Linked DNA regions of Homo sapiens: region 2 is linked to region 1. Evidence: chromatin loops called from intact Hi-C (ENCODE). Cell type or tissue: endothelial cell of umbilical vein. All regions are shown on one strand. Links, peaks and the distances in the headings refer to the core of each region. The heading gives the core; the rest is flanking DNA. Region 1 holds the start of MIR4677 (microRNA 4677). Region 2 overlaps SDCCAG8 (SHH signaling and ciliogenesis regulator SDCCAG8).

Region 1 (16,638 bases), core at 3,014-11,013:
CCTGAGCTCAGGAGTTCAAGACCAGCCTGGGCAACACGGTAAAACCCTGTCCCTACTAAAAAACAACAACAACAACAAAATAGCTGGGGGTGGTGGCGTGCTCCCATAGTCCCAGCTACTTGGGAGGCTGAGGCAGGAGAATTGCTAGAACCTGGGAGGCAGAGGTTGCAGTGAACCGAGATTGCACCACTGCACTCCAGCCTGGGCGACAGTATGAGACTCCGTCTCAAAAAAAAAAAGAAAGAAAAAAGGACTGACTTTTAGGGCTTGCAGGCAGGCCTTCTTCTCCTTACACAAAGCCATACAATATAGATGCACTTCTTCCAACAGTCTAGTTAATTCAACTGAATTTAGGCGATAATTCCTGTGTCCTTACACTCCATCCTTAATGTCAGTGTCCAAGTGCTGAATCACTGCTGTAGATATGAGCAACCCTCAAATCCTTTTTTGCCCTCATTTTTCCAGCCAAAATTTTTGGATCTATTTCTTTTGCAGAGATACCCCACCCTGAATATTTGCTTTGATTGCTCCATTAAAGTCATTTCAAACTTGATGTTTTCTACTCAGTAGTAGCCACAACTCCAAAATTATAATTTATACAATGCCGGTAAAAAAAAAAAAAGAAAGACGCTTTCTATATCAGCCTTCTTATCTCTGAAAAATAAAATTGGAACCAACCTAAAAACAAAATTGTAAATATAAAATCATACGGTATTTACACTCCCATCCAAGCCACTAGTAAGTCATGTGCCACTAATAAGAAAATGCCATGATTATCAGTGATACACTCGCTGAGTAATGCCATTAGATTTTTAAGAGACTAAAGATGTGGCACATTTGTTATACTGCAAAATACTCTAAAACCATTGTTATTATTTAAGATACATGGGTCTTCAAACTCAAAGCTCAGCATCCTAGTAAGTCAGAGGAAACTTAAAAAATACAGTTGTATTTCTATACTCAAGGTAGGGATTGGCAACTTTTTCTGTAAAGGGTCAGACAGTAAATATTTTAGGCTTTGTGGGCTATATGGTCTCTACCACAACTCCTCAACTCTGCTGTTGTTGCAGGAAGTAGCAATAGGTGATACATATATGAGTAGGTATGGCTGAGTTCTAATAAAACTTTATTTGTAACATAGACAGCAGGCCAGACTTGACCTATGAGCTGTAGTTGGCTAACACTTTTTTATGAATACTGGGCACATTAGCATATTGAATATGCATATGTGTCTGTATATGTGAGTGGGGATATATACACATATATTAGTATGCAAAATCTCCATTTGCCCATCCCCCTGGTTATGGCAGTTTCTTGGGCACGTGATCAGTGCAGTCACACATGTGCTGTTCAGAAGGGTCCTTACACTTGCAGTTTAATACTCTGTGGTCAATGTCTTGAAATTATTAGCAATTGTATCTTAGAATTGTGTTTTTTTTTTTTTGTTTTGTTTGTTTTGTTTTTATCCAAGACAGGGTTTCGCTCTTGTTGCCCAGGCTGGAGTGCAGTGGCGTGATCTCGGCTCACCACAACGTCCGCCTCCTGGGTTCAAGCAATTCTCCTGCCTCACCCTCCTGAGTAGCTGGGATTACAGGCATGTGCCATCATGTCCGGCTAATTTTTTTTTTTTTTTTTTGTATTTTTAGTAGAGACGGGGTTTCTCCATATTGGTCAGGCTGGTCTCAAACTCCCGACCTCAGGTGATCCGCCACCTCGGCCTCCCAAAGCGCTGGGATTACAGGCGTGAGCCACCACGCCCGGCTAGAATTGTGTTTTGTAGGTGTACTCTGATGGAACAATGGAGACTGAACTCCTGTATGTGGTCTCATCTTTCCACTGCCTCACTGCAGCCCTACGCAGTTCTCAGAAATATACTCCTCTCCAGCTTCCTCTATCCCGCCCTGCCCTGCTGCTGGGGTGGGTCCCTCCACCTAGGGTGGGACCAGGGCACTGGGGGAGGTGCGTATGTCACTGGGGGAGGTGTGTGTTCTCCTGTGTCTTTTGCCCCTGGCAGAATCCTGAATGTGTGTTTAGAGAGGATTGAGTCAAGTGTGCCCATCCCTGCCATCTTAGAGCTGGACAGGGAGGTAAGAATTCCCGCCCCAGGCCGGGCGCGGTGGCTCATGCCTGTAATCCCAGCACTTTGGGAGGCCGAGGCCGGCGGATCAAGAGGTCAGGAGATCGAGACCATCCTGGCTAACACGGCGAAACCCCGTCTCTACTAAAAATACAAAAAAAAAAAAAAAAAAAAATTAGCCGGGCGTGGTCGTGGGCGCCTGTGGTCCCAGCTACTCGGGAGGCTGAGGCGGGAGAATGGCATGAACCCGGGAGGCGGAGCTTGCAGTGAGCCGAGATCGCGCCACTGCACTCCAGCCTGGGCGACAGAGGGAGACTCCGTCCTAAAAAAAAAAAAAAAAGAAAAAAAAAAAAAATGCATGTCCAGCCTGGGTTGGTGAGGGAGGAGGGGCAAGGAGAGAGAGACTGAAGAAGAAAGGAAAATGTTTTATATTTTAGTTCTTTTTAATATCACTTCTTTCCTGCTTTCTGAACAAAAGGGTCCTGTATTTTCACTTTGCACTGGGCCCTAATCAAAGGTTAGCGGCTATAAAGAATCGTCTTCTCAGATTAATTTACCAAAAGGGAAGTTGACAAAAAAACTCTATTTCTGCATCACTCATTTCAGGTCAGCTCATCCTTGTCATGTTAGGGCCTCCTGCAACATGTCCAAATCTTAAATACAAGGCTGTGAAATTAATGCTGAATTTGGGGTTTCGGATGCGAGGAAGCTCCTTTTGGGATATGATTATCAGGAATGCTGCGTGGTAGCCATTTCCTTCACATACTTTGCTGTAGGATTAATTTATACCTCTTTAGAATGACAATGAGGCATTTTATAAAAATAAAGCATAATCAAAACATTATGTACAAAATTTAACAGACAACAACAAAGAAAGATGAAATTTTACTAAGAGTTCTGTTTATTTCCTATTAAAAAGGGTAACACCAGAAAATTGGACATACAAAAACATACTTGTTCTCCTAATTTGAATAAACCAACTGTAAAATCAACATTTTTGAGACAAAGAAATGTGAATATAGGCTGGGTGTTATTTGATATTAAAGAAGTATTGTTAACATTGTTAGGTATGATAATGACATAGTATGTAAAAATATCCTTCATAGATCCACATGGGTATTTATGAGTAAAATAACATAAGGTCTGAGATCCATTTAAAATACTTCTGCAAAAGAAGAAAAAGAGGTAGAGGAAGAAGACAGAAGAAGATGAAGATGAGAAGGTGGAGCAGAAAAAACATGACAAAGAAGATGAAGGTGACGATGAGGACAGAAGTAGAGAGAAAAAAGTGAGATAGATGGAATAGGATTGAGGAGGAGGACTGGCAAAATGATGAGTGATGGAATAGGATTGAGGAAGGGGACTGGCAAAATGATGAGTGATGGAATAGGACTGAGGAAGAGGACGGGCAAAATGATGAGTGTAGGTGATGGAAATGTGAGGACTCATTACAATATTCCCTATACCCTCATACATGTTTTTAAATTCCCCTGATCGAGTGTGTGTGTGTGTATAACCATTGCCTAAAAAAATTTCTCATAAAAATCAAAGAGCATATTTCACATTCTCCTCCATACCAAATGCCTCTTTTTCTGGTGCAAGAAGCATCCTCTGAGGCTGACAGGAATTCTCTAAGCTGAAGAGATACAAAGGAGTTGATGGGAAGGATAATCCGCCCATCGGTTCCTGACACAATATAAAGAAGAAAAGAAGAAAGTGGGTGGAAGCGACTGCCATTGTTACTCTCCTAACCTTTCCTTCTAATTATGCCAGAGCCAAGGCTCAGGTCACAAGGAAAATTATTTTGGTGGTTAACCATTTGCCCTATTTTGTATACATCAAAAAAGCTGTTGTTCTCACACATTCCAATCTCACAGTTTCCCACCCACTTTAAAAATGTATCAAGTGGTCAGATGAACTAAAATATGAATAAAATGACTATATTATGAAGAACACCTTGTTTGCAAACCTACAGATAGCCTGCTTGTGATGCTGAATTGTAAGATACACAACACTTAAACATTTAATCTACTTTATATTATTGTAGGTATTTCAGATAAATGCTCAACATGCCCCGCTTTTAAAAGTTAAATGTAAATTTCTCTCTTGAGTGCAGATGGTGGCCAAGCAAAGTAGTTCTTTGGTCTCACAGACAGAAGGTCAGGTCATGGCTGAAAGACCAAAGAACAATTGCTGCTTTGCTACTCCAAATCATCCATGGAATGAGACACCACGACTTCTTTTCTGAAACTGTCTGTTCAATACAAAACAGTTAAAAAGAGTACCTATAAGATTTCCTCACATTCCGTCTGGGAAAAAAAAATGGTAACAAGCACATCACTTCACAACACATCACAAACATCTTGTAACTGTTCAGAGGTTTTATTCCTAAAGCTGTGACCTCCTAAAAAGGCACATCTCTATCTAAAAACATACCACTAAACGTCATTATGAAAACTACTATTGTTTCACTATTATCAGAAAACGTTTACAAATGAAAACTGCTCCTTGTAAATCCTGCAACTTTAGCCTCCATACCATCACGGATTAATTAAAATGAGATTTAATACTGCAAATACTTCTAATATTGCAAATGCTTCTAAACAAGTTATTCCTTTACAAGTGATATTATACTCCTATTGTCCCTGATCTTTTTTCCTCTAGAAAATTATAATGGAATTTTAAATAACTGAGACTCTTTCCTGATGTATTTTTGCAGTTAGTCCAAAATATTATGCTGTCAGAATGCTGTAGAATAATACGAAAGGCCAAAAGTATGCCAATATATTGATTCCTTTTTAAAAAATTACAATATATCAGGAAAGAAAAGTTATCTGTGATAAACTTAGTAGACCTAGGCCTTCAGTCCCTGACAGAAAGCATTTTCCATTCCACTATCAGGCACGCCCCCAACTGGATGCAATAAAATGTTTCATTATTTGTACATGTTAATAATTAAAAGTCTTCTGAAAATGTAAAACCCATTACAACACCAAATATAGTGGTACAAAAGCAGAATTTTACTTTGGTTGCCAGGATTTTAATTTAGTACTAAGGATTTCAGTTATGACTTGAAAAGCTTTTTGTTCTAGTCTTCATTATCACTTTCATTTTCAATACTTTTCCCAATTGTCTTTGCATCATTTGTTGTAAAGACTTCATTGGCTCAAAAGAGAAAATATGTTGGAAAATATGATGAAAAACCTCGAACTAGAAACATATTTGAAAAAAAACTTATTTGGAGCGACCTACTTCTAAATTCTAAAACAATTATTTTAAAATATTGACACTAAGAACCCAGTCTTACTATTTTAATTGAATAAACAACCTGCTTTCATTGAATACAAAGAATGAAAACCTTCAAGGTCCTGTACTGTAACATAAAAATAGAAAATCAAAAGTCAGCCTATTAGAACTGCCTCTCTAAAAACTTTATCCATGTTGTCAACTAAAATTGGAGTTATCTACTTCATCTCAATAAAGATATAACATAAAACATCTGTTCAAACTGAAATTAAAGTACGCAGCTTTTATCCACTAACATTTCTAATGTCACTGTATTTAGGCTTCATGAACAAACGTATTCATGGTTATCTTAGTTAAAACTGGTTTCACTCTGCCAACAATCAATTTGATTGACATATTTACATATCAACTCATCTCATCTTACGAATTTTAAACTTTTTCATTTAAAATTGGATTCAAGTTGGCATCTTTCAAGAACTTTATGTATGTATATTTTAGGTTCAAACTGTGCATTAGAACATTTCTTTTTACTTTTGTAAGTAATAGATACACATATCCAAATGTATATTTATGACCTGTCAGATTGGAATTTTATATGCATGCTGTTGTATTCTCACCATTCATGTGAAAGGTGATAATTTTAGGCAACTATAAAAGAAATTTTCCTAACAGTGTAAACTGGATCATCCCATTAGTTAGAAACAATACAAATAAATAAATTAGGAATAAAACAACATCAACTTGAGAAAGAATGTTACTCATATCTATAATTGCTGCAATTATGCTGTGTCCTCTCTTACCTGATCTTTAATTTCAAGATCCCTGTTAGTTTTTGCTCTGAACTCTCTGTGCTCCTTTTCTGCCTCATCCTTCTCCATGTTGGTTTTATTCAGCTGATAGCGCATTTCTCCACACACCTGTTAGATTGTAAAAAACTGGATGATTACCTGCTGGAATCTACCAGGCAATGCCTGCAATTAGATCTTTTGGTGCCCCCTAGAGGTCATATAGATAAAATACAACAAAACTTTTCTAAGAATGCCATTTTCTATTAGACTATTCAACGTAGCTTGTTAAGATTCAGAAGCAACACCAGGGATTATTGATTCTAACAACTTGAAATTACAGATAAATAAATGCATAACTAAGGAATTTAAGTAATGTGCCCAAGATTATTTTATATAACAGTTTCAATTGCATATTATCAACCAAAATGCACTATCATCTAACCTTTAAATAGGTAAAGTTAGTAGTTAAAATGTTAAGCTATGTTATTATTCATTCACATTGATACAGTTAAATATTCACTCTATATTACAAAGTTTTCTTTTAAAGACTTCATCAGTTATGCTCTTTAAAAGGAAATGTATAAAGGAATTTTTGTCTGCTGATAGATATACTATTGATATCTAGGTCTGTAATATCCAGTATTGACTGCAAGGTTTGCAGATGTCATCTTATCATACACAATATGAGGTATTCAAGTTAAGGAAGATTTTCTGGCAAAAGCCATAGACTGGAACTAAGCACACTATGCACTTATGACTGTAACATTCAATATAAAAGGAAAATATGCATTTAAATGAAATAATTGTAATACGGCACCAATAATGAACACACATAGTATCTTAAAAGTGTTGTGTATCATCCTCTATACTTAACACTAAGAACTTTGTTTTATTTATTTTTTCGAATCTAGGACTGCTACAGAAATGGAAATATATTTGAAAAGTGTAATTAGCAGATAAATCTAAACAAGCAAATTATGGGCCTTTTGAGAGAACTGAGAACCTATAGAAAGTTCAATTAATGTACAAGTCAGCTAAGTTGGCTTCTAATTTACAAATATATGGCTCTTAATATATTATCTCACCGTTATGCTTTCTTGGAACTTTTCAAGTATTTGGTATTTCTCCAAAAATAATGATTTTGGAAACTTTAGAAATCAGTTTCATCATTACTGAGGTATTAGAATAGACTAAGGTATAAAACCTATATGCATTTAAGCTGGGTATGGTAGCGCATGCCTGTAGTCCCAGTTCCTCTGGAGGCTGAGGCAGAAGGATGGCTTCAGCCCAGGAGCTCAGGACTGCAGTGTACTGTGGTAGTGTCTGTGAATAGCTACTGCACTCCAGCCTGCACAATACAACAAGATCCTGTCTCCAAACAAACAAAACAGAACCTTAAAAGTAATTTTAAAAATAAATTAATCTATGTTTAAAAGCTATAGTGACAAGACAGAAGAAAAAGTCAACAGGCTTCTCCCTAGTAGCCCTCAGAAAGCTAGAACAATAATGAAGTTATTAAAAATTCTATTGGAAGTTCAAATGCCTTCAATGTGAGAGAGTTTATTCCTCCGATTTCAAAAATTATAAATTTATAAAAACTATTAATTTTAAACCTAAATAAAAATTACAAATTCAGAGTGACAGGAAAAAAATGAGGAGCCATACTTTATTTTCTTTCTCAATTGTTCACTATTAATATTTATGTCTATGAATAAAATGGAATAAAACCCCGAACTGATAACATCAGAAGATAATAATTATACAACCATGATGTTTAAAACCCAACACCAATACAAGCTGGTTATGTAAAAACTGTTTAAGCAGCAGGTCTTATTTAAAATTATTTTATCCCTTCATTTCACTCCTACAGTTCCCTGCTTTACTACTTTCAGTTCAGCATTTGCTATGTTTATCCACAGCACTCAAATTCTATTTCAAATAAATTAACACATTAAATTGAACCAGAACTATGTTATCTCCACGTTGGAAGCAACTTCAAGGCGATTTAGTCTAATCGCTCTTCTGATGTATATGTCCTTTCAGCTAGTTCTTGAGACAGAGAACTCTCTCTCTGCTGTACTGATTTCAACAGAAAGCTGCCTCTCTATTATCAACTGAAAACTGTCTTATCATAGCTTTCACCTATAAATCTAGGTTAAGTATTCCCATCCTTCTGAACTAATTCCTTCACTTCCACCCTATCTCCACACAAAAATTTGAGCTTCTTAAACTTCTACATTAGCTAATAGGAATTTTTAAAAGCAAATGGAGAATTATAGAAACTCAAGAAAAAGGGTAAAATGGCTCCCTTTCCTAATACATGTTAAAATTAATTTTAATTACTGAATTATAGAGCAACAATGGCATTACAAATATGTCAAAATTTAGGAAAATCCATTGAAGAATAAAAGGTAATATGCAAAGAGTATTTTAAGCAAATTATCTGTGTTTTTAGTGGTAAAAAATAAATTGATTTTATTAGTTTCTTAGTTTTAAAGCAATTAACTATTGAAATCTAGATGGACTTCTAGTATTTCTTACAATATGTATCTTAATCATTGCCAGTAAAGACCATTAAACATTTTAGTTCTTGATTCACGAACCAGTGATGCCCATAGCACAGACAATGTAGTATTTTAAAGTATAAATTTAAGCACCAATAAGATCATGTAGTATTAGAATCTTTATTTTAATGACCAAGTCTGAAAAGGAAAAGGAAGTGGAAGATTTTTTATGTCAAGCACACCTTTTAAGTTGTCAATATATGTCTTTGGCAATTATTGTAAACACCAACCTTATGCTATCTACGGCAAAAACAAAGCACTCTTAATTAATTTAGAAAAATGAGGTTTATCAAATATTCAATAATTAAAGTAATATAACTCTTATTTATTTGTAAGTCTGTCTCTGCCACTTAACCCTTAAGCTCTTCAAGGCCATGACTGGTGTCTAATTCATCCTTGCACATGCAATACCCACTGAGGGGCTGCATGTAGTAACTGAATGTTTGCTGAGTAACCATTAGGTGGCCTTTTATTATTCTTGAAATCACAAAACTTTTCTACTCCAAACTTCCTCCTGATAACAGTAAGAGTTTTGTACATTAGGAAAACATTTTTCAAAGGAAATATTTCCTTAAGTAACGATTACACTAAAATCTCTTTCTGTACCTTTGTGACATCCATTTCCCGAGAAGCCAGCTGGCTTTGAATTTCCTCCAGTTGATTAATAGCTGAAATCTTTTCCTTTGTAACCTTTTCCACCTGGGCCTCCAGTTGGGCAATATTCTGAGACAAGATCAACATCTGTAAGGGAAAATAAAAGTCCTAAACAATAATGTCATTTGACAAATCAAATACTAAAACTTTCTTGAATTAATAGCGTCTCAGCATAGTCACTGGGCTCTGTGAGCCATTTCTCTGTGGATTGGGTATGTTCATTTTTCTCCTTCCTCTATTCACCTATGCCCAGTGAACTGAAATATGTACTTCTCTCCTATTCATTCCCCTGATCTCTAACCTCATTTTGAAAAATGTATAACAAGATGATAAAGTCAAGGTTTTGGTTGAAACCCTAAAGTGACAGTTATCAAACACCCAATTAAGTTATGAAACAGAGTGCCATAAATAAATTCAGAGGAGATACAGAAGCATACAACTCTTAAACCCTTCTTCCACATGGAAGGTATAAAAGGACTGATGGGGAGAGTTAAGGAGGAAGTTCTTTAGAGAGAGCAACTGGTCTGCTATGGCTCCCACTACCCTTCCCGCAAACCAACAAAGAAGAGGCTCTGTGCAGTGCCCTTTGTTGGTAAAACCCCAACCGCCCCCCTATTATCTAGTTCTCCCTCATTTCTCATGTAGGTTTCAGCTCAGCCATTATCTCCTCTCCTCTAGGAAGTCTTCCTTGACTCCAGTTCCCAGCACAAAATAGGTGACCCTTCCCACGTTCAGGGTTGATATTCAGCTTGTGTGCACTGAGACAGTCATGCCTGTTGTTTGTAGCCTGTGTCCACTCTCACTGTTTCCCACACTGTAAAGATTAATATTTTGAATATCACTATGGCATGTGCTCCTACAATCTCAGTATATATACCTCCATCACACCACAACCTCTGTGTACCTCAACCACAGTACTCATCCCACTGTTTTTAGTTGTCTGTTTCCTCATTAGAGTAGAAGTTCCTCAAGAGGTACCAAATATTTGATGAATGAGTAAATACTTAGAATAAATGGCTTTCCAATGGACTCTATGGGTATTAGGTTCTCAGTTTTTCTTCTCAAGATTAGAAATGCTTTCTAGATCTTAGATTTATCCTTTATAGTTTCTGGTTTCCAATTATGTTTTGTTCTTTTCCAGGAAGTCACTCTTCTAGGCTCTTAATGTCATACTGTACTGGCAGTTTTTAAAATGTAGAAGCAGCAGAACATATAGGAATACCTATCAATTTTTATCTGTTAAAACAAGAACTGGTGACACATTTTAAATAATGATGCTTGAAACTTACCATTGTATGCTGACATGGGTGTGAATTCAGTTTTATAACTTAAATCAATTACTAAAATTCTATGATAAAAATCAACATTGAACCAAAGTTTTAGTAAATTAAGAACCTGACATCAATAAAACGAAGATAGGTGTCTGCCTTCGAACTACAGAACTAGTTAAAGTTGACCCTATGAAAATAATTTAGGCAGATATATTAATTAACTTTCTGAAGGTAGTGGAGAATTTCATATTTGACTTATGGTTTTTTACACATCCCTATCATCAAAGGATTGTCTACAAATCTAATTTTCACATACAATTAGCTTTACTAATAACAAACTAAAAAATATTCTTGGGCACATTACAATATAAAACTAAGGTTGAAAAGAAGTTAAATATAACATCAAAAATATCAATTTCATTTCAATTTAAAATTTCGAGTTCATGAGCATATATATTATGAATGTGTAATTATAGCTTTTCTGGAACCATATGACAGGAACAAACTTTAATTACCAGCTACTAAAAATCATATTTTACTTATTTATGTGGACATACATAACTGATGGTAAACAACATTGTATGGTTTTTGAAGTAAATATACCGACATTTATTTTGCTAATTATAAATTCTAGTCCATTTCTCTTCTAAGGCATGTCACAAATCTCTCCCCTTCCTTAGGATTCCTCCCTCTGCCACCCATCATTCCCTTCCTCTGCCCACTAGCTGTCTGCTCCCTCCTGCCGCCCACCCCACTTTCTGAGGTCCTCTGCCCACTAGCTGTCTGCTCCCTCCTGCCGCCCACCCCACTTTCTGAGGTCCTCTGCCCACTAGCTGTCTGCTCCCTCCTGCCGCCCACCCCACTTTCTGAGGTCTCCCCTCCTGTTGTCACACCTTCTTTTCCTCCCCACCCACCATCTGGAAGTCAACATTACACGGCAGGAGCTTCTCCATCCACATCTGTTGCAGAGCCAGAAGTAACACAGACACAGCTGCAACACTGCTGGATGTCCAGGACGTTGACATCAGGTGAGTCCTTTAAACTTTGACAGGGGCAAGGAAGAGACAAGGACACCCAGGTTGGGAGAGGCTGATAGAAATTTCTGCAGAGCAGTCCCTAGTGTATTGAACCTGGTATGAAGCTGTACTCCCTATGCAAGAGATACAAGAATTAAGGATTTTAACAATGGATACTGTCAAGGAAAGCAATTGAGAAAACGTGTGGACCTCAGGGGGTGCTCAATAAATAAATGATCAATGACTGAATGAAGTAACAAAGCTGAGTGCTCAGTGCAACACCAAGGACCATTATTGAAGATAACACACAAACTCACAGCAAGAACTGTTGATGGGGAATGATTCAAACCTGTCTAGGTAGAAGGCATCTGTTCTCCGACAGCTTCCCACACAAATGGAATTTAAAAAAAAAAAAAAGAAAAGTAAGGGAGGAATAAAAAAAACATAGAAAGAAAGAAAATCTATACGTTTCACAAGTATTCCTACAGTTAGGAAAGCAGAGATTCTTGTTCTAGCACTAACTTTAACTGCCTAGCACTTACAATGTTATGATTAACTGGTCAGTCATTATGTTCTTGGGCCAGGCAGTGTGATATGCATTCTCTCTTTAAATCCCCTTAGAAAGGCCGGGCACTGTGGCTCATGCTTGGAATCCTACTGCTTTTGGAGGCTGAGGCAGGAGGACTGCCAGGAGTTCAAGACCAGCCTGGGCAACATAATGAGACCCCAATTCTACAATTTTTTTTTTTAGTTAGCCAGGCAAGGTGGCACACGCCTGTAGTCCTAGCTACTTAGGAGGCTGAGGCAGGGGGATTGCTTGAGCCAAGTAGTTTGAGGATACGATGAGCTATGATCACACCACTGCACTCCAGCCTATGTGACACAGTGAGACCCTGTCTCTAATAATAATTAAATCCCCTAGAGAAGGAATTATATGGAATTAATTTTCATTTGAAAAAATGAGATTCAGAAAACTAAGTAACTTGCCCAAGTTCATTCAAACTAATAAGTAAAAGGTAAAGCTGGGCTTTATATAAAAGTCTGTCTGCTTTTACTAACATGAAGGGCCAAGAAATCTATCCAAGAAGGCTCCGTCTCTCTTTCTCTAAAACAACAGCCACAAGCTAAAATTTATTAAATGCCCACGGTAAGTCAGACATTATATTAGATATTTTCTAAACATTATCTCACTTAATCCTATCAATTCTTGATGTATTATTAACTTTATTTACTCCTCTGAAACTTAGAGAGGTTAAGTGAATTGTTCAAGGTCACAGAAAGGTCAAGCTGGATTCAACTCTAAATCCTTTTACTCCAAAACCACTTTCTGCCATTTCCTGGTGAGAGCTGGGACCTCAGTGCTAGGACCACTGTGAGCTCTTTATTCATACATCTTTATTTAGAGCAGGATCTTGAGATCAAATGTCAGCCAGGGCTTACTAGGGACAAAATCAACTTCAATGACTCTAGCTCAGATATGTATTGTATCGAATAGAGATCCAGAAATAAAGCCACACACATACAGCCATCTGATCTTTGACAAACTTGACAAAAATGTGCAATGGGGAAAGGATTCCCTATTCAATAAATGGTGCTAGGATAGCTGGCTAGCCATATGCAGAAGAATGAAACTGGGCTTTTACCCTTTACCATATACAAAAATTGACCCTAGATGAATTGAAGATTTAAATGTAAGATATCAAACTATAAAAATCCTAGCTGAAAACCTAGGAAACACCATTCCGGGTGTTTCCTACATGGGCCTTGGGAAAGAATTTATGACTAAGTTCTCAAAAGCAATTGCAACAAAACCCACCAATTGACAAGTGGGACCTAATTACACCAAAGAGCTTCTGCACAGCAAAAGAAACTATCAACAGAGTAAACAGACAACCTACAGAATGGGAGAAAGTACCCACAAATTATGTATCAGACAAAGGCCTAATATCCAGAATCTATAAAGAAAGTAAACAATTGAACAAGCAGAAAACAACCCCATTAAAAAATGAACAAAAGACATGAACAGACACTTCTCAAAAGAATACATACAAATGGCCAACAAACATGAAAAAGTGCTCAAGATCACTCATGAATGATATGGTTTGGACTTCTGCCCCCGCCCAACTCTCACATCACACTGTAATCCCCGATGTTGGAGGGGGGCCTGGTGGGAGGTGATTGGATCGTCGGGGCAGTTTCCCCCTGGCTGTTCTCATGATAGCGAGTTCTTACAAGATCTGGCTGTTTAAAAGTGTGTAGCGCTTCCCCCTGCTCTCTCTTCCTCCTGCTCCAACCACAGAAGACATGCCTGCTTCCCTTCCACCATGACTGAAAGTTTCCTGAGGCCTCCCCAGCCATTCTTCCCGTTCAGCCTGCAGAACCATGAGCCAATTAAAGCTCTTTTCTTTATAAATCACCCAGTTTCAGGTATTTCTTTATAGCAGTGCGAGAACAGACTAAAACACTAATCATCATAGAAATGCAAATCAAAACCACAATGAGATCCCATTTCACACCAGTCAGAATGGCTGTTATTCAAAACTCAAAAAACAACAGACCATGCAGAGAAAAGGACACTTCTGCTCTGTTGGTGGAATGTACATTAGTTCAGCCACAGTGGAAAGCAGTTTGGAAATTTCTCAAATAACTTAGAACCTACCATTCTACCAGAAATCCCATTACTGGATATATATTCAACAGAAAACAAATTGTCTTACCAAAAAGACACATGTACTTACATGTTCATTGTAGCACCATTCACAATAGCAAAGACATGGAATCAACCTAGGTGCCCATCAAGAATGGACTGGATAAAGAAAATGTGGTACATATACACCACTGAATACTATGCAGCCATAAAAAAGAATGGAATCAGGTCTTTGGCAGGAACATGGACGCAAGTGGAGGCCGTAGTCCTAAGTGAATTAACGCAGGAACAGAAAATCCAATACTGCATGTTCTCACTCACAAGTGGGAGCTAAGTATTAGGTACTCACGGATATAAAGATAGCAACAACAGAAACTGGGGATGACTAGAGAGGAGAGGGAGGGAGTGGGGTAGGGGTTGAAAAACTAACTATTGGGTACTATGCTTATGTAGGGGGTGACAAGATAATTTGTAAACCAAACCTCAGCATCATGCGATATACACAAGTAAAAAACCTGCACATGTACTCCCTTGAATCTAAAAGTTAAAAATAAATAAATAAATAAATGATACATAAAAAATGTGCTGCATTTCTGTCACCACCTTTATTCATGAAACAACTGTCAGTAAAAGAGAGGTTCTGTTACATATGAAGGCACCTGGAATACTGCCAGGCACACTTCAGCCTTCGTTTTTCCTTTCTTATCAGGAATTCTCATCAACATACTTCTACACAGTAGAACTACTCAGCAAGGCAAATGGTTTCCAGCAAACAACCAAAAAATACAAATTTCCTAGGCGTGAACAATAGCTGGTGTTTGCTATTGATACCATTCTCTCTCACACAACACTCAATTCGCAACTTCATCTCCCTTCCATGTCTTATTCATATTGGTTACAGGTGGCGTTCCTTCCCCCATACTCTGCGTTTCTAAACCCCATCTATTCTTGGAAGCTCAACGAAAATGCCATTTTTTCCCCAAAGCCTTCCATGATCTCTTGCAGACAATCAGTTCTGATCCTCTGAACTCTCAGCATTTTAGCCATAACTTCCCAATGGCATAGGGACTTTTTTCTTTTCCTTGTAATTCATTCCTTCATTCATCTAATATATACTGAGCACATTTTACATGAGAGGAATGTGCCAGGCATTGAGGATGTTACATGCAAGGGACTCACTGAACTAGGGGAGGCAAGCTATTCGACATGAATTTGTAATGAAGTGAGCTATGGGAGCCCACAGGAGACGGTCCCAATTCAGCTATGGGAGGCGCGGAGACGAGGTGGTACCAAGAAAAGTTCTGGGCCACGCGCAGTGGCTCACGCCTGTAATCCTAGCACGTTGAGTGGCCAAGGAGGGTACATTGCTTGACCCCAGGAGTTCGCGATCAGCCTGGGCAACATGGCAAAAACCTGTCTCTATAAAAAACACAATTAGCCAGGCATGGTGGCACACCTCTCTAGTCCCAGCTACCTGGGAAGCTGAGGTGGGAGGATTACCTGAGCTCAAGTGGTCGAGGCTAAGTGAGCTGTGAACACCCCACTGAGCTCCAGCCTGGGTGACAGAGTGAGACCCTGTCTCAAATACAAACAAACAAACAAACAAACAACTCTGAAGAATCAGTTAAAGAGGGCAGAGGAAGACTCCTCTAGGCAGAGGGCAAAGCACATGCAATATCCTGCACTGGAAAAAACAGTATGGAAGAGAGGCATATGTACATGCTTGGGGAAGCACAAGTAGGTCAGTGTGGTGAGGGTGCAAAGAAGAAAAATGAAGGAACATAAGACCGGAGAGCCAAAGAGAGGAACAATATTGTAGAGTCTTCATGCTATGATAAAGGATCCTAAATTTTATTCAAGGTTGCAGGGAGACGTGAAAGGAGTTTTAAAGCAAGAGACTGACATATTGAGAAAGATCATCCCAGCTGCAGTTTGGAGAACAGATAGGAAGGAGGTGAGACTGGAGGCAAGGACACCACAGGGGCTATAGGAACCATCCAAGGATGAGATATGGTAGCAGTAGGATAGAGAGACAAGGCAATGTAAATGCTCAGGGGCTTAAGTCTTAGAGCCTGGTGATGATGAGATGTGTGGGGTGAGAAAGACGGGGGAGAAAAGGGTGACAAGATTTCTGTGCTGGATAACTGGATAAATAGTGGATCCACTGGGATAGGAGGTGGAAAGTAAAGCTGGTTTGGGAGCTCAGTATACAGTTAAGGATCTAGAAATCAAATAGCTTTAGTCTTGAAGCTTTAGGTCCTAAGGCTATATATACATGGAATTCAAGCTATAGTACTGCTAAAGACACCTAAATCTTTAGCTCCCTGCTAAACTCCAGAACCTCCTATCAAGCTGCTTTCTGGATGTGTCTCCTT
Region 2 (16,638 bases), core at 3,298-11,297, 130 kb before region 1:
ATCCCACCCATCCATCCATCCATCCATCCCACCCATCCATCCATCCCACCCATCCATCCATCCATCCCACCCATCCATCCATCCATCACACCCATCCATCCATACCACCCATCCATCCATCCATCCCACCCATCCACCCATCCATCCCACCCACCCATCCATCCCACCTATCCATCCATCCATCCACCCATCCATCCATCCATCCCACCCATCCCACCTATCCATCCATCCATCCCACCCATCCATCCATCCATCCATCCATCCATCCATCCCCCATTCATCCATCCCACCCATCCACCCATCCACCCATCCCACCCACCCATCCATCCCACCTATCCATCCATCCATCCACCCATCCATCCATCCCACCCACCCATCCATCCCACCTATCCATCCATCCATCCCACCCATCCATCCATCCCACTCATCCATCCACCCATCCATTCCATGACCTTCACTCTTGAAGTCCAGCTGCCAGCACTTCACATCCAGGTTCCTGCACAGCCTTCTCATAGAGTTGTGTGCTTCCACACGGCCCCCTGGAATCCATACTCCCCGCAACAGCTAGACTAGAAGGATCTCTCTAAACAAAACTGCAGCCCTGCCTCTCTGCTTGATGATTACTTATAGCTCTAATCCTAATCCTATGAGTGCTGAACTTGGAAATGGGGGACATCACAAGCTAGCTATTTTACCTTAAGCCTGAGACTGAGTATCTCTCTCAACCTCAGGTTCTCCATTTGTAAAATGGAGAAAATAAGATCTCCAGACCTGAACCATCAACTCTGAGGGTGGGGCCCAGCAGCATGTGTTTTAATAAGGCCCCTGGATGACTCTGATGAATTCTTAAGCATGAGAACCACTGGTACATTCTAATTCACAGTATTAATCACACATACGAAATGAGTTCTTCTGGAGAATAATTTTTGTGTGGCTTCAATTTTCATCATCAAAACAACCAACTGTCTACATGAAAACTCTCCTAGTCTGCTCCTAAAATACTCTGGCGTCAGTCATGAGAACTTAAGTAAATCCTGTGATCACTTTGAATCTCAGTTTCCTCACATGTGAAATGAGAGGAGAAAACTAGAAGTGAGGTCGGCAAACTTCAGACTACAGGCCACTGCCTGTTTCTGTATGATCTGCCAATTGAGAGTGATTTTTACATTTTAAAATGATTTTTAAAAATCAAAAGGAGTATAATATGTGAACACTGCATGAAATTCAACTTGCAGCGCCCCTAAATAAACTTTCATTGAAACCCAGCCATGCCCATTCATTCACGTTTTGTCTATGGCTGCTTTTGCACCATAACGGCCGAGTAGCTGCGACAGAGAACATATGGCCATGGAGCCTACAATATTTATTACCTGACCTTTTAAAGTTTGCCAGCCTCGGGGCTAGAAGATGACTACATTCTCCTCCAGCTCCATATTTCTACAATCCTATTACTTTACAGATTTTACTGTGTTCCTATCTTCAAATATCGCTAGCTATTTACATAGCAATACACCTAGTCAGCAAGCTGAAGTTTTGAAAATGCAATTACTGCTCTAGGTCATTAATTCTAGTGAATAAACCATGTTAATGTAAAGCTGTATTACTTTGTTCCAACACTTAACCATTGCTGCGGCATTTTACATAATTCCATCTCGTGAACGAGGTCCTATCAGTGAGAACAAGCAGTGTGCTGAGGCTTCCGGAACACGCTCTAGCCCATTATCCTTGCTCAGAACATTAAGGCACTTTCTTTTTTTTTTTTTTTTTTTTTGAGACAGAGTCTCACTCTGTGGCCAGGCTGGAGTGCAGTGGCACAACCTCGGCCCACTGCAACCTCCGCCTCCCGGGTTCAAATGATTCTCCTGCCTCAGCCTCCCGAGTAGCTGGGACTACAGGCACACACCACCACGCTCAGCTAATTTTTTTTATTTTCAGTGGAGTTGGGGTTTAACCACGTTGGCCAGGATGGTCTCGATCTCTTGATCTCATGATCCGCCCACCTCAGCTTCCCAAAGTGCTGGGATTACAGGCGTGACATTAACGCACTTTTAGTGGCTGGTTTGCTGTTTACATTTCCCGTGCCTAAATCTACCCTATTCAATAATGGTTTCAATAAAGGAATTCTTCCTGAGGATCGTGCAGTGGGGAGGGGGTACCACCTTCAATGAAGAGAATGTATGTCCTGTACTGCCCCTTTCCTGGCTCATTCTCTCAGATTCCTAATTAGCCTTGGCTGCCTGCAGAGGAAGAACAGGGGGCTCCTTGGGGATGCCCCCAAGTGATGGGGGGATCAAGTCCTGCTCTTCTCATGAAAAGAATCATATTATGTTAGGGCTGAGAGGCACCTTAGAGAACATTCAGTTCAGCCCATTATGGTGAAGCCAAGAAAGTATAAGTGACTTGCCCAAGGTCAGGCAGCCTGTCTGTAGTAAATCTGGCGCTAGAGCCCACATCTCTTGACTCTAAATCCAGTGAGCTTTGCAGCATCTCAAAATCCTTTTTTGAAACGCCCGACATTCTTCTATTCCATGTCAAACTTGAGAATTTAAGGGAAGGACCCTGAGAGAGAGAACACGCTGGGTAACCTTCTGGGCAGCAGCTGACACCAGTTCATTTTCCGAGGCCTGGGGGCGGGAGAAGAGGGAAATCCCTAGGCCAGGGATTCCCCAATGAGCTCAGTGAGGAGAACCAGACTTGATTTTAATTCTTTTAAAATTTCCAATCTATTGTAGACTAATGGTTTTGTGGAGTACAATAAAAAGGAGGAAGCAGTGTTTGATTGTTTTGAAAATTTCTGACTCAATTTCAGTTCTTGCCTCATCCCAGACCAGTAACAGTTTGAGGACCGTACTCTGGAAACCACACTCTGAGCCACATTGATCTCATCCACAGACTGGTGTTGGCACAAAGGATGCAAAAGAGGCCAGAAGCTTGGAAGACCATGTTGGGAAGCCCACAGTGCCACACTGGCCCCCAGTGAATGGGCCCATGGCCAAGGGGACACTTTCAGCTCTTCAAGCTCCAGCACAGCTGCCTCTGACAGGAACCTAAAGCCTCTGACAATATCACCGAGGCTCTTCAAAGACCAACTTCTTCAAACAGTGCTTCTACCAAAAAGGAGGCACAGCTTCATCTTAGGGCAATTAGATCTGTTGAATCACTACCTTGTAACCTTCTTAAAATACAAGTGCTATCGAACCAAGGCTGAGTTTGTAATACCTTTGGAAGACTGGGCATGAATAAAGGATCCTGACACCATGAAACAGGAGTTGACACGTTATGAATCTTAGACTTTGAAGAACCTAGAAGACCATCTGCCTGAAGTAAGAGTTACCTTAATCAGCTTTGTCTCAAGCAAGAACAGACTAATGGTGAGGATAGCCCCACTGTGCAAAGGAAATGGGACAGAGGAATGGAAATTGTTGAAAATCAGAATCTTTGCAGAGTAGTATCTATGCTGCATGTGGCTCAAGGCCATACAGAAGCACCAGCAGGAAAACCCACACTGCCACGCACACTGTACCCTACCTCACCCTAAAGCCGTCCTTAAAAATGGGTTTATTTGGAAATAATGTCAAACTTATAAAAAGTTGCAAGAATATTACAGAGAATACCAACATACCCTTTATTCAAATTCACCTACTGTAATAATTTTGCCCCATCTGATTGATTACGCTCTCCTGCCTTTCTCTCTGTGTGTGTGTGTGTGTGTGTGTGTGTGTGTGTGTACAGAACCAGTTGACAGTAAGCTGCATGCACCATTGCCCTTTTATCTTATATGCTACAGTGTGTATTTCCTAAGGATAAAGGCATTCTCTTACAGAACCACAGTATATTACCAACTACAGTCAATTTCATATTGATCTAATAGCTTCATCTAACCTACTGAATTGGATTCTAATCTTGTTGACTGGCCCAATAATGTTCCTTTCTTCCCACTCCAGAAAAGATCCTTCATACTTAGTTGGCATGTCTCTATTTAGACTTCTTTAACCCAGAGTGATTACAAGCCAGTTTTATTTTGTTGAATGCTATTTGCAACTGAATTACCAATAGTCTTAACGGAAGACATGGAACTATCAGACGCATGGAGGTCCTGTTCAGTTGCCATCTTGGGTTTGGGGGGCACACTGCTGTGTTTTCAGGAAGTTTCTGTTTGAATGGGGACTTTCTGGTGCTCCCAGAGACTAAAACCCTCCTGGTGTGGTCCCAGAGTATGTCACGTTCCACACTGTGGTGAGGTCTTCCTCAATTTCCTTCATATTTGACCATTCTTGGGATAGTCAAACTAGCCACAGAGGTGTGATGGCATAAGATTGGGCCCACAGCAGCTAAGTAACCAGATTCAATCACTACAGCCCACTTATTGGCACACATCTTAATTAGGTTTTAATGCAAGTAATTTGATAACAACTCCTGGCCGTCCGCTACGGAACCGTCAATGCTGAAAGCTTTTTATTTAGCTCCTCTTCTGTCCAAACCAAGGCAGCCTCCCCGCTGACCCTTGTCAAAGAACCCCATCTGCTGGTTGCCACGGTAACTGAAGGCGACCAATTGAGCTGAACAGAGTGACTCAGAAATAAAATCTGCAGCCAAAGGAATTCTGCAAAGAGCAATAAATCATTCAGTAAAAGGGGGTCCTCCACACACTGATGAGTGTTGGGATAATATGATGGCATAACTCTTCCAGCTAGAAGGTCCATGACAGATCAGAGTGATTAGGCCTGCTGGAGGGCTCATTTGGTTTCTAGTGGGTTCCAGCAGCAGACGAGATGGAGCCTGCCCAGTTGTGTGCCACTGTGGGGGAGAAGGAATACGCGGAGTCAATTTTTAATATTTGGGCTGCAAAATTTTGCTTTTTGAGGAGTGGCAAGAGAACCAGTCTAGGCTTCCAACACCCCTTCCTCTATTTTTCAAAAGTAGCACACGTTCACAGAATGCCCCATTTTAGCCCAAAAAGCACCTTGAGCCTTGAGGAAGGTGACAAAGAACAAATACCAAGATTGCTTTGCAATATGCCAGTTTAGCACCATCTCTCTGTCATCAATCAACTTTTAGGTGTTCCAACCAGAAACCCTCTGTGTGCATAAGCCTTGGGTCCTCGCGAAAGCAGGGGAGAGCCTGGGATTCAACTCAGAGGCCCCAGAGGATCTCTGAGGATGATCTGAGAGCGGACGAGGGGTTTGTCTCTCCCCAGGACTGGGTCAGTGTTGCTTATGGAGCCCCATACACATCCTTCCCACATTAAGATTTCCTGAGTAAGAGGCGCCGGAGGGAAGGGGGAGCAGGGGCCTTCTTCCAGGCTGCTCCCGGTTACAGTACACAGTGGCCCCTCACCCCTCACACCACAGGCCATGGGTCCCAGTCACAGCCCCCACTCCTGGTGAGCACCTGCTGGGTAGACTCGGAAACCCCTGCAGGCAATAGAAAGACCCCCGCCCCAGACATGCTAAACCATCCAGACAGTATTCACTGCTATATGTCCGTCTCTTGGTTGTGTTGGGAGAAGCAAAGCTTAGTGGCGGCGGTAGAACTGCCCTGATAGCAAATGACAACAGGAGAGGGGCTGTAGGACAGGGCTCAGGGCCTGTGCGTGTCCGGGAGGGGCTGCAGGACAGAGCTTGGGCCTGTGCGTGTCTGGGGGCGGCCTGCCCTGCCAGCTCCTCTCCTCCCAGGCTGAATGCCACCTTTTACAGAGGTGCATTGGCAGGATCCGGACATTCCCCCAATCCCTGACCCACATGGCAATGGGGTACCCTATTACTAAGTCATCCCTAGAGATAATTTTCTGCTTCAGAAAAGAGCAACTGCTAAACAGAAGGTAGATTTTTCCCCGATTCTAAATGCTGCCAATAAAATGCTTCAGTCTCGGAGTTGAGTGAAATTCCGTTGACGGAGTTAGGAGCGGCTGTGCACGTTCAGGACGAGCCTCCTCCCTTACTCAACCAGTCCGAGGAGGAGCGCATCTAGCCGAGCCCTGCGCTGCCACGCCGCGTCCCGGGAGCTCCCAGCCTGCCTTCCACCCCACGCTGGGCAATTGTGCCTCTGCAGGTGGAACAGACCGCAGGGCTCCACGTGCGCCTCCCGCACGCCAGCACCTGCTCTCGGGCCACCGCGGAGCGCTCCAGGCAGGAGACACCCCTCTCCCTCGCCGGGCAGGGTGGCCTAGGCGGCCAGGTCTCAGCGCTGCCGGGCGGTGCACCGTCCTCTCGGCCTCCCTGCCCACCCAGACCTCCCGGCGGCTGCTTCGACTCTGGATACTAGGCCCGGGCTCGGCCGAGTCCCGAAGCCGCGCGAGAGGGCCTGGAGCCCGCACCTGGAGGGCAGCCGGCCGGGGCTTGGGGAGGCTGGGTGCGGAGCATCTGGCTCAGGCGACTCCACGGGGGCTCGCAGGGCCTCTGGACTTTGGCAGAAGGAGAGGATTAAACCGGGATGACGGTTGAGAGGAGGAGATGGGTGAAAGCTTCATTAACTCCATGCTCACGTCCCAAGTTCTTTCCCCTGAGAGGCAATGAGTAAAAAGGTTGATTTCCCCGCGATGGGAAAGGTGCTGCGTGATTGCATTTGCTTTTCTTACCTTTTAATTCCTTATTTGTAAACCAATGAATCATTGTTTGTCAGTGATCATGAAGGACTCAAATTTTAATAAACAGGAAAAAAAAAATCTTGGCTAATAGGCCAAAGAAATACTGCAACCCGTTTACATTTCTATGTTAGTGATTAAGCTTCTCATGTGACTTAATTGAAACTGGCAAGGATCTTGAGAACTCAAAGAAGTACTCCCCCGGCCCCCCCCCCCCCCCCCGCCGGCAACTCTCCTCCAATAACCAAACTCATTTGTAAGACCCCTCCTAAAAAGTGCCATGGAAAATGGAGCTTCCTGATTCCATAAAAATATTTTCAGTAAGTACTGCTTCATGACAGTTGTTCAGACTTGAATTCCCTTCCTCTCTTTACAAAGTTACCGTTTAGTTTCACTTCTGAGCCCTACTTCCAATTCTTTGTCTCTGCTCACTCTCCCGCTTTCTCCTCCATATTTCAATTCCCAGACACTCTTGAACTTTTGCACACGCTGCCAGTTTGAGCCTGCACAGAATAATCAGTATATTAATTCCACTCGGAGACAGTGAGATTTTTCTAACACAATCTGCCCAACCTGAACTCTTTCCTTCAGAAACACTTCGCCTTTAAAAAGAAACTTCCCAGCATGAACCTCATAAGAAGCGACATGTAACAGACAGTGCATGTGGCGCTGGGCATGCAGCTCAGAATTAAAAGAGAATTTTTTACTTTGTTTCTTCAGTGCCATGTGCATAATGTACATGTGGATGAAACTGACATCAGACATTTAAAGCAAGAAGGGGTAGGGGGAGGGGGATGTGATGGTGGCGGGAAAGAGAGAGAAAATATGTTGATAAAAACAGTAACTTCTGTTAATCTACATTTTTCAGTCACTGTCTTAATTAAGAATGTTAGGAAATATGTTGCAGTTTAATTGCATTGTTTCAAGAAATTCTAAGACTGACAAATTTGGGACCATGTACACTTGGAAGGTAAAAGAGATTAAAGTAGGGATTTCTTCCAATTGGTGGATAACAATCAAAATTATGCTTTCTACAGACACACCCCCCACACCCCCGCAGAGATCCTAAACTCGGAAGACAAAGTAAGAATATCCTAGCACTTAACATGTTCAGCATGAAATGAGTTCTGAAAATTTAAAAACGTGTTTTAAAACCTAGGTATATGAGATAAATTTTAAATACAAAGAATTGACACAGGAGAAATAGTACTTTATCTGAAATTTCTGGTGGACATTTATGTTTGTAGAAAATATTTATGAAGGAATTTGGTAACAATCTTCAAGTGATTTTCAGATGACCTTGTTTAAGATAGTAAAAGTTGTTTGCTGGAGTCACAAATCCATAAAAATAATAACAGTTTGAAGACACTTGAGATTTCTAGACTTGTGTCCTGTTCTCCTGCTGGAGTTCAGTCACACATTCTCCAGGTTTCATTTCTTTTTTTGAGGAAGCCTTTGCATTGTTCCACAGCAAATAAATTAGAATGTATTTTCATTGCTCGAAGTACCTTTGAGGGAAGCTGCAGTAGGCATGACAGCTTCCTATTTCCCACAGTTGACCATAGGTGACTCATTTTCAGCCTGGACACAGCTGACCATAAGTGAATTCATTTTTAACCTGGATGCTGCATTTCTTACTTGCTTCCGTTTTTGGGGTCATTGCCTGTGAGAAAGGAGGAAGGGCACTCTGCCCCCATGGTGTGCAGCACAGACCAGGTACTGACCTCTTTCTCCAGCCCTGGACTTAGAAACAGACAAACAAACAAAAATGCCCACCAGGTACTGACCAGCTACTCTCAGGGACTCAAGCTGATGACTTAATTCAAACTGGTTTGATGATTTAGTCAGATAAATGGACAGGTTCTTTGACTGAATCAACTAGCCATTTTATCTTCCATTAAGCACAATGTATGACACACCTGGAGCCTCAGGCTTTGTTATCTACCCCAGAGAGGAGGCAGACCTAACTATATCAGCAGCTAAAGACACTGCACTGCATGTGCCATGACCCTGAAACATCAACAAAACAAGATCTGTTTGCCCTAAAAGGCAGCTGAAATGTCCAAAGAGCCTTCCTATGAGAAGAAACTCACCAGATCTGTTCTAGTTGTGAGGTCTCACTGCTTCTCCCGCCTCCAGCCTCCCAAAATAAGAATGGCCTGAGAACCTGACCACAGTTGAAATACTGCCCATGTGTTGCCAGCCTCACAGTGTTTCAGTTCTCCAATTTACAGTATATTCATACAGTATTTAAATTATGTATTAGAGAGTAGAATCCTGAGGTCTCAAATTGCTGAGTAAATGGCACCTGTGACCTAATAGTCCAATGCTTTCACTAGTATGAAATTAGAATAATTTTTTTTAATGCCACACATGAGGTCCAAAATAGTGATGCTACATATTTCTCATGTGCTTAACACCTAGGACGACGTAAAACTCCCAGTTAACTCATTAAGAAATGAAAGATTTTCCATCTCCTGAGGCTTCTGGGAATTCTGATGGGTGGATACATCATCCTCCCTCCACCCCCCAACCCCTGATAGCAGGGCAGCCTCCTCCGAAAAGGCCTTTGTCAAGAGGCACGAAAAGCTGGCCTGCTGAGCCTGGACCCCCCGTGGAGGGCCGAGGGAGAGGACACAGAAGAGGACTGGGGCATTATTAATTACCAGATTAGGGACAGAGTAGAGTTCAGGCAGACACAGAGGCAGACAGAACCCACGAGCGTAATAAGTTGAAAAGTTCCGAGTCAAGTCTCAGAGTTCGAAGAACATTAAATGAAGAATACATAATACTGGGGGAAAAAAGGGAAGCAGTACCCGCCCGAGGGCCAATTGCCTCTCCAGCAGCGGCAAGGCTGTTCCTGGGCTCGCAGGACCATTTGTTCCATTACACAATCTCCTGAAGCCATTTAGAGAGAGCTCAAACAACTGCCTGTACCAACACGACACATGGCTTCCCATCCCGACTCTGCTAATCCAGACGCTCCAACCATCTTTCCTTAAGATGCCATATGGTTGGCAGAAGCCTGTAGATCTAGCAGCACATCTGCTTGTACGTTTCTTCTTCCCTCCATCCCCCAACAAAAGAGGGATCGAGAGACAGACTGAGGGGAGAGCATGCTTGTGTACCTCTGCCTATACAGATATTTCTTCTTATGCACTCTAACAACAACAACTATGAAAGAGATGACCAGGAAGTATTCAGGGCTCGATCATTTTTAACTAGAGAACATAGCGATTTTTCTTTTGCTTGTTGATGCTATAGAAGAAGATGAGAAAAACAAAGGGTGGACAGTCTCCTTTCTCCCAAGGATGGTGACTTTAAAATCACTTCAAAGCTCGCTCTCTCTGGGAATCCTTGTGATGCTGTCTTGCCACAGGAGGGGGACAGCACCCTTGCCTGAATCTATTTCTTCTCTTCTTTTCGGTCAAGGAAGACAGACAAGCTGAGAAACTAGCAGATACCCAGAGCCTGCTTTGTTAGCAAGCACAGCACGGCTGTATGCTAATGAGTCGGCACCGACACAGGGCTTTTTTGGTGTGATGAGCAAAGATTGTTGACACCGTTGAAATCCTGGCTCCCCTGGCCTGTGAGTGCACGGGCTGCTTCCTTGGAATCCAGCCCCCAGTGAGACAGGCTGCAAAAAAAAGAAAAAAAAAAAAAGGAAAAGGAAAAAAAAATTCTACTCTCCTAATGACTGAAATCTGGCCATTTGTAACTTAGAGCAGTTGGGAAAAGTGGGGGCATTAGAAAAATATTCCATCAGGCCAGGGATCAAAAGACACAGGTGAAAAGTATGGGTTTCCTCTGAACTAGAAACGAAACCTGGTGAGCACATGTGAGTGATGACGGCCAGGATGCTTTAGGAGCAAAAACCCAAAAGGCGGAGTGAGGGGGATTCTGAGGCCCCAGCCCCGTCGGGGCAGCTGGAGCACTTGCGCCACATCTGGGCAGAAGGCACTGCACACATGGGACAGCCTCGTTGGTGGCTTCATCTCAGTCAGGTGAAAGGCGAAGCATCTGATCTCCTTGTAAATCTGTTTAGACCTTGTGTTGTTAACCAGACATGGTTTTTCTTGTGTGTGGAACTATGATCCAGTGAAAAAACAAAGCAAATATTCTACTGTTGCTATACTTTTTTTTTTTTGGTAACAAAGAAGGGTGGAAAGGGGAGTTACATATTTTGAGTATGGGGCATGTTATCTGAAGTACCCCTTTACTTGCCAAGAAACTCTGAGAGATAGGTATTATTATTCCAGTTTAATAGATGAGGAGACTGAGGCTTAGAAGACTAAAAAAAAAAAAAAAAAAAAACCAACACTTTCGCAAAGCCCTGTAGCTAGGAAGGGACCAAACTGAAAAGGCCATGCCTATCTCCTTACAATACGCTAGGTTCCAGATGCACACATGCACTCGCAGGCAGATACATTACCTCATGAATATGCCCAGGGTCCAATATGCCAATCTGAGCAGATCACTGTGAGCTGGTGAGCAATAAGCTAGTTATCATTAGTATGCAGGCAGGGGCATCAAATTGTAAATTCAGTTTACTTGTAATCCACAATATGAATGAAAATTCATGTAACTGAAATGTAAAAACATGAGGAGTGACTGAAAAAGCACTGAAAATTATAATAAAAATCAGAATTTATCCACTCAAAAAAGTATGCCCTTCAAATTATTCACCTTGAGGACAGCATGTATATTTCAACCACACTGCCATTGCCTAGGACTCTGCTGACATGTTCTTTTATTTGGAACTGCCTTCATAGCCAAGGGCTTAGTGGTACAAATATCTTTTGTAGGTAGCTACATATACAAGTTTGTGAGTGAGGATGTATTAAGTGCATTTCATCAAAATCATACATTTTAACAAAAAAAGCATGCCATGGATGCTATACTACTCAAAAAAATGACAAATCAGCCTAAACTAGATAATATGAGTCCAATTCGACCGTTAATAAAGTCAAGAAACTATTATTAGCAATTCTCAAGGTTATCATCATTGATATGTGGCTTTGTAGAAGGATAAATCTGAATTTAAAATAGATCTGGGTCGAAATCTGAGCATGATCCTAAGCAAATCCTTGTAAGCCTATCCTTTCATTTGCTCTATAAAATCATACTATGTCTCTCACAAGATTGTTATGAGAATTGGAGAGTATATAAAGTGACTGGTGCTTAGTAGATCCTCAGTAAATAAACATACAATCATTATTATTTTCACAGGGTGCTTCAGAGCATATACGAAGTACTTTTCACATACGTTAGCTCAGTCAACTCTGAAACCCAGCTCTGTTATGTAGGAAGTATTTCTTCTATCTAATGAATGAGGTAATTGTGATTCAATAATAAAAATAGCAAAAGCAATAAACAATATGTATTGAGCTCTTTCTATGTGCAGTTACTGTACTAAATGCTTTGTCAGCCATTTTATTTTTATTAATTAATTCTTTTAGAGACAGGGTCTTCCTCTGTCATGCAGGCTGGAGTGCACTGGCATGATCACAGCTCACTGCAGCCTCAAACTCCTGGGCTCAAGTGATCCTCCCACCTTGGTCTCCCAAAGCACCGAGTTTACAGGTATGAGCCATTGCACCTGGCCGCATTTTAAAATCTTAACATCAGGCCAGGTACGGTGGCTCATGCCTGTAATCCCAGGACTTTGGGAGGCTGAGGCGGGTGGATCACCTGAGGTCAGGAGTTCGAGACCAGCCTGACCAATATGGTGAAACCCCATCTCTACTAAAAATACAAAAATTAGCCAGGCATGATGGTGGACGTCTGTAGTCCCAGCTACTCGGGACACTGAGACAAGAGAATTGCTTGAACCCGGGAGGCGGAGGTTGCAGTGAGCCAAGATCATGCCACTGCACTTCAGCCTGGGTGACACAGCTGACTCCGTCTCAAAAAAAAAAAAAAACCTTTGAAGAAGGTATTATTGATAATATTATGATCCTCATTTTATGGACAGGGAAACTGAGGCTAAGAGATGCTACAATATCTTGCCTAAGTTCACAGGGGTAGTAAGTGGTAAAGCTGGAACACAATCCCAGGTCTGTCTTCTAAACCTATTATTGCAGCAACGGCTGGAAAATCCTGTGCCCTTTTGTCCATACAACAAGGTCCTTGGGTGGAACTCACGTAGAGCTACTGGGCATTTGATAAGGAAGTTTTGTAGCACAAAAATCCTTGTCCTTACCAAATTTCTGTGTATGCTACCAAACTTTACAGAGTTCATGGTTCAATCATCCTATGTATGTTGACATACACTCATACATGTGTATGAACACTGGGTGCTCCCTACAGCATAGTTAAAAATTAAGGCAGTGTTCTTTATAAGATGGCAGGACGTGACATGCGTTTCAATGCTTCACACACAAATACACACCAACAAAGCTGTCATTATATATGTGGAATCTGATTTAACATAACTAAAATTGTCAGAAATTTCTTATCAAGAGAATAGTCTTTCAGTAAAAATGAACTATCCAGAGAAGCCTTCCAAATCAAAATTATTTGCAAAGGATGCTAGAACATTTGGAGGTTCCTGATCAGATGCTGATATGAAGAAATGTAAACGGGTGGATCTCAAATGTGGATTTGCGGTGCACATATGTGCTTAACCAGACAACTCTCTCCGAATAAAGCCACTGGGCTTCTCTTGTGAACTCTCCTCTTGTATCTGATGATAGAAGAAAAGGATGCTGGAATCTCAGCTGGGTTGTTCTCTACCATTCTGTTCACTCCCTCACTGGTGTCTCCTTTATCTGACTGGAGCTGGACTGATTGCTATAAGCCAAGTCTCTCTCACTGGTTCTCTCCTCTGGTACCACAGCTTCCACACTCCTGATTTCACTGCTGACTTCAATCCAGTTCAAAGTGGAACATGGAACAGGATTTAAAAAGACAAACAAAAAAATGAAAGCCTTTGCTATCCCTCCAGTGCTTCCAGATTCATCAATCTTTGATCACATAATCAGTCAACGGTCAATAGCAGTGTCCAGGAGGGTCTACGCACAATAGGTTGTGAATGGAGATGTGTTACCTGGAATTTAGCGCTGTTTGGGCACAAGGTGCCCCCCAGGTTTCCAACTTTAAGGGTATAAATCTTGAAGGCATCTAGAAAGGATTCTGGAATGCAGCATGAGGAAGCAGCACTCCTATCCCTCCAGAGTGGAGACCTGCATATTAACTGCTCCACCCAGAGTGAGACCTGGTTCCCCAGTGGGAGACACTGTCAATTATCTGCCTCTCATTAATTTAATAGGCTGCAATAGTCCCGGGTTGTACCGCAAAAACAGAAGTATTGTCATATTCTAACTTTGGTAACAGTACGGGCAGAATGAACTTTCCCTGCTGGACTTGAGCACCTTCCTTAGTCAGCTTGTCTACTCTCGATAGGACCTGTGTAACATCACCTCCCAGGCATAATACAGGCTCATTTCCTATTACAGGCTGCTTCCTGTGCTGGACACTTTAAACAATTCACCTAGCTAATGTTTGTTGAGTACTTACTATGTGCCCTGCACTGTTCTTAACATTTCTGTGTAATAACTCATTCAATCCTTGAGAGAAGACTGTGACACAGGTAGCACGACTGTCATAATTTTACAGATGAAGAAGTTTACTCCCATGTTAAGTAGCTTGCCCTAAAATCGCATAGCACAGAAATAGTAGAGACAGGATTTGAACTTAAACTGTCTGAGTTCAGAACCTGCACTGTTAACTACTCTTCTCTCTAGTGAATCTCAGAGGCATTAAGTAGGAAAGGGTATGAGGCCCAGCCTACCAGCCATGGGAATCTGTGACATTTAGCCTCTCTAGGCCTGAATTCCTTCAAAGTAAAATTTAATTTTAACAATACTTCTCCTATATACATCACAAGGTTGTTAGAAGATCACATATATCAAATAAATCAAATATTGATATATATCAAATGCCAGTTCTCACCATCTTCATCAGGGCCTCATAAATTGCCATCCTTTGGGTGTTAACTGGGGCCCCCAAAATGAAAACCAAAGTCCTTTGCTTTGCCAGTTGAATACAGGAGCAAAGACTAGCTCATAGCGCATTGCTATTTCAACGCTTTTACCAAAATGGTCTCAGATGAATTGAATAGGTAATGAAATTAGCCAGCCCCACTAAGATAGAGAGTGAGAGTCTGCCCTAGAATAGGCTATGGAAAAATGAGCGGTATCTTCTCTTCAGAAAGCCCTGAGGTCATGCTAGTCATCTGCCTGTGGTACACCAGGATATTAAAAATAATACCACAACAATACGCTGGACACAGTTAACATGATGAAAAGGCCGATGAGATTATACATAAAAAAGAAATGCTGCCTTTCTGTTAGAGACAGAAAAAAGTGTTAATACAAATGAACAGCTGTTTGGGAAGAAAACATCATTTCCAAAACCCAGACAAAGCTCTGTTTATTACATTTCAGAGACATTTAAATTATAGTGTCTGAAAAACGATCCTATCATGGGTATCTGTGACACCTAAATTATCTGAAAATCTGAAAGGTTAAGCCGAAACAGAGGCTGTGTGAAAGACTAACATACAGAAAATTCTTTTTTCTCAAAGGATGAGGTGAATAAATCCTTTGCATGGGATAACTGAATGAGTACTAAGTTTCAGGACTAAACTTTTTGAATATCCAATAGAACATAGTACATTCAAAATTGATTTAAAGATGTTAATGTATGCTCTTCCAAAATTCGAAAAGCCAAATTCACGACTCCCATTGGCCTGTTGCTGTTCCTGTGTTCTTCACGCTGGTTCTCCTGGCTCGCTACTGCCTCCAGCTCCAGGCCTGTCTCAGATGCTCCACAGAAGGCCTGGTCAGCTCTCTCTGCTCACAGTGCCAGGCCAGGCCTATCATGGGAGGTGTTGGGCATGGCAGCCACTGAAGCAGGCTTGGGCAGGAATTTGTTCCCACCAGCCCCGACCCTCCCAAAAGAGACCATGACTCACCCATGCCTTTTCCATGGACTAGCATGTACCCAGCCATCTCTAGGCATTTCTAGAGAATAAACTGTCACACTTTAGTAAAAAAATTCTAGCTAAGGAAAAATAAAGGAAACTGTATTTAGTTGGCCCTAGGGAAAGTGAAACAATGATCAAATGATTGATCACACTGGGAGTCACTGTTACAGTCCAGTAGAGGTGGAATGCTGTATCTTTGTCCAGTCGATTCAATTAAAATACAGACATTAGAATGGAAAAACAACACACAGAAGAATACTCAAGTCTGTAATCACCTGTGACATGTACTGGAGCTTTCAATCTAGGTATCCTCACGATGGGGTGACCAGGACTTGAATGCCAGTGGGTCATCCAGCAGGAAGGAGTCTCACTCACCCTATGCAAGCATGCTTGCCTGCCTGCCTGCCTTTTCCCTCCATCGACTTCTTGTTTATTGTCCTATCTTACTTCCTACACACCTCACACGGTGTTGTGCAGCTTAGTTAGTCTGCGAAGGCTTGAGATTTTTCTGATGAAAGGTGTTATGGTGTTATGTAAATACACAGTATTATTTTGTCTTTATTCCAGCAATACTGGTTTGAAATAGTTCAATGTGTGTAAATATGTGTAATAATGTGTATTAATTTGATTTTTTTTAGCAATTCCTTGGCATCCCAGTTAACTAAGTGGCAGCAACCTTACTTGCCTGATGAAATATTAAGTATAGTTACAGAAAACTATTAACTGGTCTTTGTCCCTTTCAAATCAAATGCTAACTATATTAGTCTTCTAAGCACTTGTAATAATCTGCTTGAATACTAGACAGAATTACCAAGTTGTGACCTCCCATGAATAAAACAGAGGTATATGCAAAGGTTAAGGTTCATAACATAGCAACTAGCCCACCCCAGAGGATGGGAACAGGTGTGTAAGCTCCCCGAAAACAATTCGTGTAACTGGAAAACCTAAGTGAACAACATTCAGAAAAAGCACCACCAATGCCACCACATGCTTCAAACTCTAATTTACAAAAATCACTTTTAGGATCAGGTGTCAAACAGGGCCATGTTAATTGTGATAGCCACTT

Evidence for each region. Peaks named below come from ENCODE experiments on the same cell type or tissue, not always from the same donor. Only the 100,000 strongest peaks of a DNase experiment are listed, where the experiment ranks them.
Region 2: a loop joins it to region 1, with 9 times the contacts of the local background. A loop is called at or near these places in 10 of 110 quality-filtered maps.

The regions. Positions count from the first base shown.
Region 1 is chr1:243,333,817-243,350,454 of GRCh38, reverse strand. It overlaps SDCCAG8 (SHH signaling and ciliogenesis regulator SDCCAG8), which reads right to left. Exons shown (of 18, transcript NM_006642.5): 11 at 9,282-9,416; 12 at 6,124-6,240. MIR4677 (microRNA 4677) reads right to left here and starts at 4,279; the gene lies at 4,200-4,279. In endothelial cell of umbilical vein, for the core only: a CTCF peak has its summit at 6,313 (motif pointing left); DNase peaks (open chromatin) are centred at 4,984, 6,314 and 9,204.
Region 2 is chr1:243,464,090-243,480,727 of GRCh38, reverse strand. All of the region lies in intron 16 of SDCCAG8 (SHH signaling and ciliogenesis regulator SDCCAG8), which reads right to left. Among named protein-coding and RNA genes, the nearest start is that of MIR4677, 130 kb to the right of the region's middle. RefSeq lists silencers at 4,427-4,721, 4,742-4,915. In endothelial cell of umbilical vein, for the core only: no CTCF peak of the experiment used is centred there; DNase peaks (open chromatin) are centred at 7,107 and 8,147; H3K4me3 peaks cover 462 bases; H3K27ac peaks cover 1,381 bases.